Regions from separate parts of the Homo sapiens genome. Here region 2 is linked to region 1. The links are chromatin contacts, found by Hi-C or POLR2A ChIA-PET in ENCODE. All regions are on one chromosome and are shown on one strand. The core of a region is the stretch at or near the end of the contact, and the rest is flanking DNA. Distances in the headings are between cores, read along the strand shown. Region 1 overlaps SERINC5 (serine incorporator 5). Region 2 overlaps RASGRF2 (Ras protein specific guanine nucleotide releasing factor 2).

Region 1 (4,851 bases), core at 1,976-4,475:
CTTTGTAAGCAATGCCCCTACAACCAAAGCCGGGAAGAGAGTGAATAGGACCCTCTGAGCCAAAGACACAAATCTATTTCTAACTCAAGACAACTTAAAACCACAGCTACGGAGGTCTGAACTTTCGTTTCGGCTAGAAAATACGGCTATGGCCCCACACAGAATACAGGGTCTAACAGAAGACACTGTGCTGCCCTGAGGTGAACACGGCTGATGGAAAGATATCTCTTGAACATAGAAATGTGAAATTTCTATAAAGAGAGGACTAAATGCTGAAACATGCAGGTCTTTCTATTCTAACCATTTAGAGAAAACACATGCTTATAGTCTAAGTGAGCCTCAAATCTGCTAGTTTCTTTTTTTTTCTTTTCTTTTAATAGAGAAGGGGTCTTGCTCTGTCCCTCAGGCTGGAGTGCAGTGGCACAATCATAGCTCACTGCAGCCTCAAACTCCTAGACGCAAGCCATCCTCCCACTTCAGCCTTCCCAGAAGCTGGGACTAGAGGTGCATGCCAACACATCCGCTACTTTTTTACTTTTTGTAGAGACAGGGTTTTAACTATGTTGCACAGGCTGGTCTCAAATTCCTGGCCTCACAAGATCCTCCCACTGCAGCATCCCCACACTGCTGGGATTATAGGTGGGAGCCACCTCACTCAGCCAAAATTAGCTTGCTTTCTTCTTAAATGTGTGGACCTGAACGCAGTGGTAATACATTATTTGCAAGTTCAACTATTTACATAACTGTCTCCCGTACTTTTTTTTTTTTTTTTTTTTTTTGAGACAGGGTCTCACTCAGTCACCCAGGCTAGAGTGCAATGGCACAATCTCGGCTCACTGCAACCTCCACCTCCCTGGCTCAAGCAATCCTCCCATCTCAGCCTCCTGGAGCAGCTAGGACTACAGGTGCACACCATGACACCTGACTAATTTTTGTATTTTTTGTAGAGACGGGGTTTCGTCATGTTGCCCAGGCTGGTCTCGAACTCTTGGCTCAAGTGATCCTCCCATCTTGGTCTGCCAAAGTGCTGGGATTACAGACATGAGCATATAATTTGTAAAAATCCAGTGAATTTAGAGTTTGCATGTATAATCTTCATTCCGTACTATATGTTACATGACATACACATGTATTACAGCCTAGAGTTTGAGCATCCACGCACTCATTCCCAACTACTATGTGCAGGTATTGCTCTAAACTAGGGGGATACGAGCTGTGAATAAAACAGTTTAAAAGTTCATGCTAAAAAGAGCTAACGTTCTACTAGTGAAATGCTGTATGCACAAAACTATGCTCTACTTGATGGATATTTGAAGTATTTTCATGGTTAATTCGGACTAGTCATGATGTTTGCCTTAGGCAGGACATTAGGACCTAATGTTCCCCAAAAGATAGGACTCTACACCAAACCTATAACCTCAAGATTTGAGAGCCCCATTACCTGTTCCCCAGTTCTAGTGATGGGAACCAGTACATGGCAGACATTTAAGTTTCCGGCCCCAGCATCTTTCTTATATCAGACCTGGAATTGAATGATGGTGCCCAGCAGCTGGGGAACTAGGGTGCCCAGACCCTCATTTTCTCCAACCCCACTTCTTCCTGGATCACCAAATGCTTGGTTTGGATTGTTAAAGTTTAGGAGAGGCCATTGTTTTTGACTCCTGCACTAGGCCCCAGCAGACCAGACCGAACCAAAATGAAGCCACTTGTACTAAGTGCCACTGAATTTGGGGGCCAGTTTTCTTTAAAAACAAAAACCAAAAAAAAAAACCACTGAAAGATTCTAGTCAATGTGAGTCTGCCTAATAAGGAAATCCTCTGTTTTAACCTTTTGTTCTGTTTCTGCTTTTTTTCAAGCCTTTTCTGCCTATAAAGACACCCTCCTCTGCTCAGCTAACTGGAACAGTCGTTCTACTTCACATTCTAGAATCACAAATAAAATCCAATTCAACTTTCCAACTAAATTTGTAATTTCGTCCTTTGACAGAATATATAAAAAGATGACTGGCTGGGCACAGTGGCTTACACCTATAATCCCAGCACTTTGGAAGGCTGAGGCAGGAGGATCGTTGCTTTGAGCCTAGGAGTTTGAGACCAGCCTGGGCAACATAGGGAGACTCCATCTCTACAAAAAAAAAAAAAAAAGAAAAAAAAAAAAGAAAAATTAGCCAGGCATCGTGGTGCACATCTATGGTCCCGGTTACTCAGCAGGCTGAAGCAGGGAATCACTTGAGCCCCAGAGGTTAAGCCTGCAGTGAGCCATGATCGTGCCACCACATTCCAGCCTGGGCAACAGGGCAAGGCCCTGTCTCTAAAAAAAAAAAAAGAAAGAAAAAAAAAAAGACTTTTTTTTTTTTAACTTGTAAACAATTTGCCATTTATTCCAAAATGCCATATAGACATAATTACTATTAAACATGTCATACTAATTTATTGCCACATTATTCTTACCTAGTCTACCCACTATGTGGTTCATACAGCCTAGTCAGTTACCTGCAACTTAAGCAAGAACTCTGGTACTCTGAGCACAATGTTCAGGTCACTGACGTTTCCCTTTTGAGAGAGATGGGAGAATAACTGCACATAACGCATATAAGACCATGGAGGGTCTAACACAGGAGTCAGCCAACGACAGCCAGTGGGTCAAATCCAGCTAGCCTCCTAGTTTTATTGGAACATAGCCACACTGGTTGGCTGGCCATGCCATTGGCTGGCATATTGTTTTGGCTGCTTTTGCACTACAAAGGCGAGAGCTGCTACAGAGACCACAGGGCCTCCAGTGTGTACTAGCTGGCTCTTTGTAAGAAAAGTCTGCCCCACCCCTGCGCTACTAGGAAGAATAGATGAGGAGTTGTGGCTAACTGTTAACTGCCTAAGTACAAATGCACATTTCAAAAGCAAGTGACAACTGGTGATAACTTACTCTACAAATCAAGAGCCAAAAGAGCAGCTCCTTTGGGCTGCGGTCCAGCTGTCCCAACCCTCCGCTCCTGCCTTCTCCCATGAGACTCTTCCCTTCCTCAGGGCTGTCCTCAAATGGAACTTGGGCCTTAAGTGAATCAAACTGTGTATCTCCCATATGTCATTTTTTTTTTTTTAGCAGAAAATAAAGTACCTTAATTTATCCACCCACAGAAAGTTTTTCAGATGGGGTGGGAAGGAATGGAGAGAGAATGTGTCTATGAGCTTCCAGCGCTCATCTCTGCGGCTCAGAAGCCATCAATAGCTCGAACAGAAAACGTCCTCACATCTGTCACACAAACACACCCCATGGAACCAAAAATAAACCCCACACTGATGAAAGCCAGCATGTCGAAAGATAATTTTAGATCTATTTGAAGACTGCAGAGACTGTCTCGCTGAAATTTTAAAACCACACCACCAGAATACCCAACCCCTTATGATTATGCTCAGCCCTGATGAGGAGGCAAAAACACTTCATTCCATTTTATAAACCTCCCAGGCACCTCAGCTCTGTCTCTAGAATGGGGAGAGAGCATTCCTGAGTTACCACGTGACTCCGAAGGTCAGCCGAGTCACATCTGAGCCAACACCACTGTCCAATATTCACTAATGGAGTTCACATATTTTTAGCTTTCAGACATACACAGTCTAGCATCACAGGCTCCTTCCAGACACACTTGCCAAACTGCTCTCTTTTCCCCTACCTGAGGGCCAGCTCTATGGGGACAATAACTGTGTGTTACTCAGTGTCTCTGAAATCCCCAGCACCTTTCAGAGTGCTCGCCACTTGCATCTGAAAGAATGACAGCTAGGCAATTTTTTAAACTTTTGAAGAATGAGCTCGGATTACAGTTTAATCAAGTCACAGAATCATCCTATTAAATTTCTATGCAGAGTAAGTATCAAGATTCAGCCATTCACAATATCTATGCATTGTTTCCTGTTCCCATCGCTCTGAGGCTACTTTTTCTTCCATTCTTCGTTGTGCCATTTCTCTGTTCTCTCCAGCCCCATGTTTATGATGGCTGACAATGCTCATTTCCAAAGCTTTTGTCTGTTCTATTTATCTGCAGGCTACTCCGAGGCCCTGTCTGTGGACAGTTGCTTAACAGACGCTTTAGATGACTACAGAAAAAAACGTGTTAGGAAAACTTTCATTCTCACATCTTATCATTCTCTCTCGTCCATAGCCAGACCAATCCTAAAAGAGATCCAGCTGACACCTGGTGCTCCCGCAAACGTGCAGGTAATGGATCCTCACAGACCAAGGACAGTATGTATTGTTTCCAATTTCCTGCCTCCTGGCAAGCTCATTATTACTGGACCAGGATCAAACCTCTTTGTCCTTGGTTCAGGCTCAAAAAAAGACTCTCAGCAGAATATCCATTAGTTCAAATTGCTGCCTCCAGTACAAAACGATTTCCCACCACTACTTCCCGACATCCACTTGTATGGGGAAGGATAAGGCCCAGCAATGACAGCTGAGGCATAGGAGGGTACAGGGACTCCTTGCTTTCTCTCACATGTTATCTCCGGATGAAATTTAGACCAAAAGATAAAACCGTTTGGAAACATATGTCTCCAGAGTCATCCTAACTTGGAGGGGAGGGAACTCAGAGGATTTAAGAGGCAAAACCTCAAAGCCAGCTCCCCAGAGGAAAATTCTAAAAGGTCATGGTGAGAATTTTCCCTCAGTTCTACAATGGGCTTGAGGTTCGATGGTCCCAACCCACTTTTAATCTCAAAAACTTCCTCCTTGATAACTTGACACATAAGGTACAACAGTACCATGAACTCAGTTGCTACGCAGAAAGAGAACTTTTGAAAAGCACTCCATCTCAGCTGGATTTTAAAAAAGCATTCCAGAATCAAAGAACTGGGTCAGCA
Region 2 (4,450 bases), core at 1,362-3,861, 820 kb after region 1:
ACATTAGTGTATTATTCTATTCCCACGCTGCTAATAAAGACATACCTGAGACTGGGCAATTTAGAAGGGAAAGAGGTTTAGTTGACTCACAGTTCACCATGGCTGGGGAGGCCTCAGGAAACCGACAATCATGGCGGAAGGGGAAGCAAACATGTCCTTCTTCATGCTGGCAGGAAGAAGAAATGCGAGCGAAGGTGGGGAAAAGCCCCTTATAAAACCGTCGGATCTCGTGAGAACGCACTCACTATCACGAGGACAGCTTGAGGGTAATGGCTCCCATGATTCCATTACCTCCCACCAGGTTCTACCCACAACACATGGGGATTATGGGAACTGCAATTCAAGATACGATTTGGGTGGGGGGCACAGCCAAACCATATCAGTCAGTGTTTTTAAGATTTATTCATATTGTAGCATATTTGTATTTCACTCCTTTTCATGGAGAAAAAAAATCCCATTGTATGGATATACCACATTTTGTTTATCCATTCCTCAGCTGATGGACTTTTGGGTAGTTTCTGCTATTTGACTTCTATGAATAGTGCTGCTGTGAACATTCGTGTAGACATTTTTGAGTAGACATATATTTTATTTCTTTTGGGTACATACTGAAGAGTGGAGAGACATATTTTGCAGTACTTTTTTTCCTTTCTATCTGGAAGATTGAAGGGGAGTATTCCTTGGTGAGGTGGGCTCTGTCTGTGATAGAGAGGGCATTAAGTCAGAGGTAGGAATTGCTGATTAGAGTTCCAGGTCAGCGCCTGACTGGCCATGTGTTTGGAAGTTCACTCTGTTTCCTCAGCTGTAGAATGAAGTAGTTTTATCGGACAATCTTTAAGGTCGCTTCCAAGTTCAAATGTTCCAAGTTCAAACGTTTTCCTGAGTGAGATTGAAAGGCTTTCAAGATATGAAGGGAAATATTTCAAACAACTTGGACTTTAATATTTATTTATTTAATTAAGTTTTGTGTTTTTAATAAAAATAAATCTTTAAAAATTGTATGGCTATAGAACCAACCTTACTCAAATTTGTATTACCCAAGGACATCTACTTTAATATTTCGGTGTATTTCCTGTCGAATTTGCCCCTTTAGGTTGTTTAGTTGTTTATTGGGCTGTAGTCATGCTCAATGCACAGTTTTCTATGGGGATCCTGTTTTGATTGCCCTTCAGACTGGTCTTGATTTCACTTAATATGCTTCTAACTTTGGTTGAAGGACCTTTGAAAGTGAAAAGTCTTTTGAGTTAAGTGGTTTTGGTAAAGCCATGATAGTTTTGAAAGTGCAAAGGTGTTTCTGAAAGTATGTTACCTTCTAGAATAGTCAGTAGAAAGCTTCATATGTAGTAGGCAGAGATAAGGCTGTAAGTGTGTCAGAATCTAATAGTTCCATACCCCAGAGCAGCTAACCCACTTCTTCCTCCTGTGTTTTGGTGATTTAGAAGCCATCAAAATGCTTATTCCCTTTGCTGGGGTTCAGAAGCTGATGCCCCGAACTATGGTGCTTTGACATGCTGAACCGAGGAAGGAGCCTTGAGACCTCTCGGATCCCCCTTTCCCCACTTCTCCGTCTGCCCCAAAGCACAGGATAAAATTGTTCTCTGAAGTTCCCTTATCTGCCTAAAGTCCAGACCTGCTGAAGAAGAAAACAATTACTTCTGGTCACTTTCCTGAGTTTTCATTAACTGAACACATGTCTCAGAAAGAAAGATTCCAAGTCCATCAACACACTTTTATAGACTTGTCACAAACCATTGTCTGTTCTGCGGGCCCACGAGACATTGTCCCAGGCCATTGTATGTTCCTCGAGTCCATGGCATTCTCCTAAAAATGGTTTACTAACCCCCTAAAATAAGCCTCACTTCCCCATCTCCCTTTCTCCTCAGAAGGGTATATAACCATTAACCATCTGTACCTCATTGCGTGGTGGAGTAATCACTGTGTGATCCGCCTGCCTCCGTACACATTTATAAATGTGTATATGCCTCTTCTCCTGTTAACCTTCCTTTTGTTAGATGTGGCTTCTCATTCGGGAGGGGGTGTAGCTTTCAGGAAACCTGCAGAAGGTGAAGGGGAGGAGTTTTCCCTTGGCCTCTACACTTTCATAATGCTCAAAAAGTTTCTGATTGTGGTTTCAAATTATTTCCTGTGTTGGAGGAAGGTTGAACTTGTTTTTCTTTTTGCCTACTTTCTGGTTTTCAAGCTCAGCAACTTCATTAACTTTTCTAGCTCCTGAGAGACCACTCTGTGCAGTGAAGCAGGCTCTTCTGCCCTGAGGAAGGGGTTCATTCTTTCCCAGGGACCCTCTCCCTGGAGCTGCCTTGAGGCCAGAACACCTCCACACTGGCACCAAGTGTTTAGAGAGCCCTATTGTCAGCTGCCCCGGGATGTCATTTTTTCCTTCATGGTGAGGGTTAGTTGGCCATATACTCCCTCGCTTTCTTTTTTCCATTAAGAAAAATTCACGCCAACAAACTCAACTTTCTCAGGGTGGTCCTTGCATTTATGGTAAATATTGAAGGCTGATTTAGGACGAGGAAAGTGAACTATTCAGATCAGCTGCCCCTCCACGATAACTGCTTGACTTGCTCACCTAATCGCAGGTGCAACTGAGACAGAAGGATAACCATGTATTGTTCTTCAAAGGAGTGACCTCATCCATGGAGGAGTCACCTAGTAAATGCAAAATGCTGAGCAAGCAGATCCGATGCAGCTTCTCATTTGGGAGGGGGTGAACTGAAGAGAGAGACGTGAACAGGAAAAGCAATGGAAGCATCCTCATCCCTTGGCCATGGCAGTTATGGAAGGGTTCCAATACCCTCAGCTTCCCAGGACCATCCAGCAATAGTATTTATTGTCTTCATCTATGGTAAACACTTTCTGATAGGCCAAAATTGCACTGTCTCGTCTGATTTACAGAACCAGCTATCTCAAATGTGTAGTAATTGGAAAAAGTGGATGATGATGGTTTCAGTTTTCTTTTTCTTTCTTTCTTTCCTTTTTTTTTTTTTTTTTTTTTTTTTTTTTGAGACAGAGTCTCGCTTCTTCGCCCAGGCTGGAGTGCAGTGGCACAATCTCGGCTCACTGCAACCTCCTCCTCCCGGGTTCAAGCAATTCTCCTGCCTCAGCCTCCCCAGTAGCTGGGATTACAGGCATGTGTCACCACGCCCGGCTAATTTTTGTATTTTTAATAGAGACGAGGTTTCACCCTGTTGGTCAGGCTGGTCTCAAACTCGTGACCTCCAGTGATCCACCTGCTTCAGCCTCCCAAAGTGCTGGGATTACAGGCATGAGCCACCGTGCCTGGCTGGTTTCAGTTTTCATACAGCTTATTTTAGCACTTTGACACATCTTGCACTGTTACTTAATCTTATAATGTTATTTAATTGCTTTATGAGTGCCTAATTTAGCTTTTCAGCTAAACTGTAATCTTCTTAAGATCAGTATATGTGTGTCTATAAAATACATACCAGCATGACACTTTCAAAAATAAGATGGTTGATAAAATAATGGATAAAATGGATTCCTCCCCTCTTCCTTCTCTTCTTCCCTCCCTCCTTCCTCTCCCTTTTGTAGCACCTCCTGTCTCTTAGGCTGCTGATTTAATATTAGAAATGAGAACAGAAATGGCTAGGGTGGCATCTAGAACCATTATAAAATTCAAGGGCAGAATAGAATTTTGTAGACTTGATGATTTTTTGGAAATTTATTTTCTGGACATACTTCTTATCTATACAGGCTCCAGCCCATCTATTTCTTCCTTTCCGTGTGATCCATCCTTTTGTGGTTGATTGTCTCAGCAAGTAGAACTTCAAGTCAGAGTCCTGGGTTTTGGACTCATGATCTGGTTGGCTTTGCCACATAGATAGCTTTCACAACAGAGACTCACAACAGAGTGTGGCAGACCAGTGGGAGTCCACTACTACCCCTGGGCCTGCAGCTGAGAGCACATGCCCTGATGGGTTGTGGGTGATTGTCCTGCCTCTTTCAGCCTGTTTCCTCATCTGTAAAAGGGGAATAAATTATGGGCTCATGACGAGAACTCGATGAGAAAATGCAGGATGGATCTCAGAACAATGCCTGCCATATATTAAGCACTGAGTGGATATGTAACCATTTTCATGCCTAGATAGGCAGTTAATGAATATCATCATATACTGCCCAGGTTAGTGAACTTCCCTTATACCCTGAGAGCAGATGTAAGCTTCTAGAGGGTAGGAGCCATCAACTGCCTAGAATGTCCAGATATAGCATCACATATGGGGCCACTCAGTCGCTAAAATTGTGATGTGAGTGTTGTTCAGTAGCTTATTATCATGTCTGTCAGATGGAGCATCACATCAGACTTGGCAAACATGAGGAGCAAATATCCCTAAAGCAAGTCTAAAAACAAACTTCCATAAACCAAGTTATTCATGTCTTTCATCTGTTCTTGAGAATCTCCACCAATGGA

What was found. A loop is a pair of places that touch in the nucleus more often than their neighbours do. ChIA-PET counts read pairs that join two places held with the same protein, here RNA polymerase II (POLR2A). Pooled maps may share reads with other maps.
Region 2: a pooled map shows a loop between it and region 1 (2.4-fold over the local background). The contact joins two enhancer-like sites. A Hi-C loop is called at or near these places in 4 of 50 pooled maps. POLR2A ChIA-PET finds 5 or more read pairs at or near these places in 2 of 52 experiments (CD4-positive, alpha-beta T cell and naive thymus-derived CD4-positive, alpha-beta T cell).

Annotation. Positions count from the first base shown.
Region 1 is chr5:80,189,351-80,194,201 of GRCh38, forward strand. All of the region lies in intron 2 of SERINC5 (serine incorporator 5), which reads right to left. Among named protein-coding and RNA genes, the nearest start is that of SERINC5, 64 kb to the right of the region's middle. RefSeq lists enhancers at 2,415-2,986, 2,987-3,557, 4,130-4,700. Within about 2 kb of position 3,226, at least 19 of the 41 ENCODE cell types and tissues checked have a DNase peak (open chromatin) inside an H3K27ac peak, as active enhancers do; they include CD4-positive, alpha-beta T cell, where a contact is called at or near this core.
Region 2 is chr5:81,005,145-81,009,594 of GRCh38, forward strand. The region is part of intron 1 of RASGRF2 (Ras protein specific guanine nucleotide releasing factor 2); the gene reads left to right. Among named protein-coding and RNA genes, the nearest start is that of RASGRF2-AS1, 46 kb to the left of the region's middle. Within about 2 kb of position 2,612, at least 3 of the 41 ENCODE cell types and tissues checked have a DNase peak (open chromatin) inside an H3K27ac peak, as active enhancers do; they include CD4-positive, alpha-beta T cell, where a contact is called at or near this core.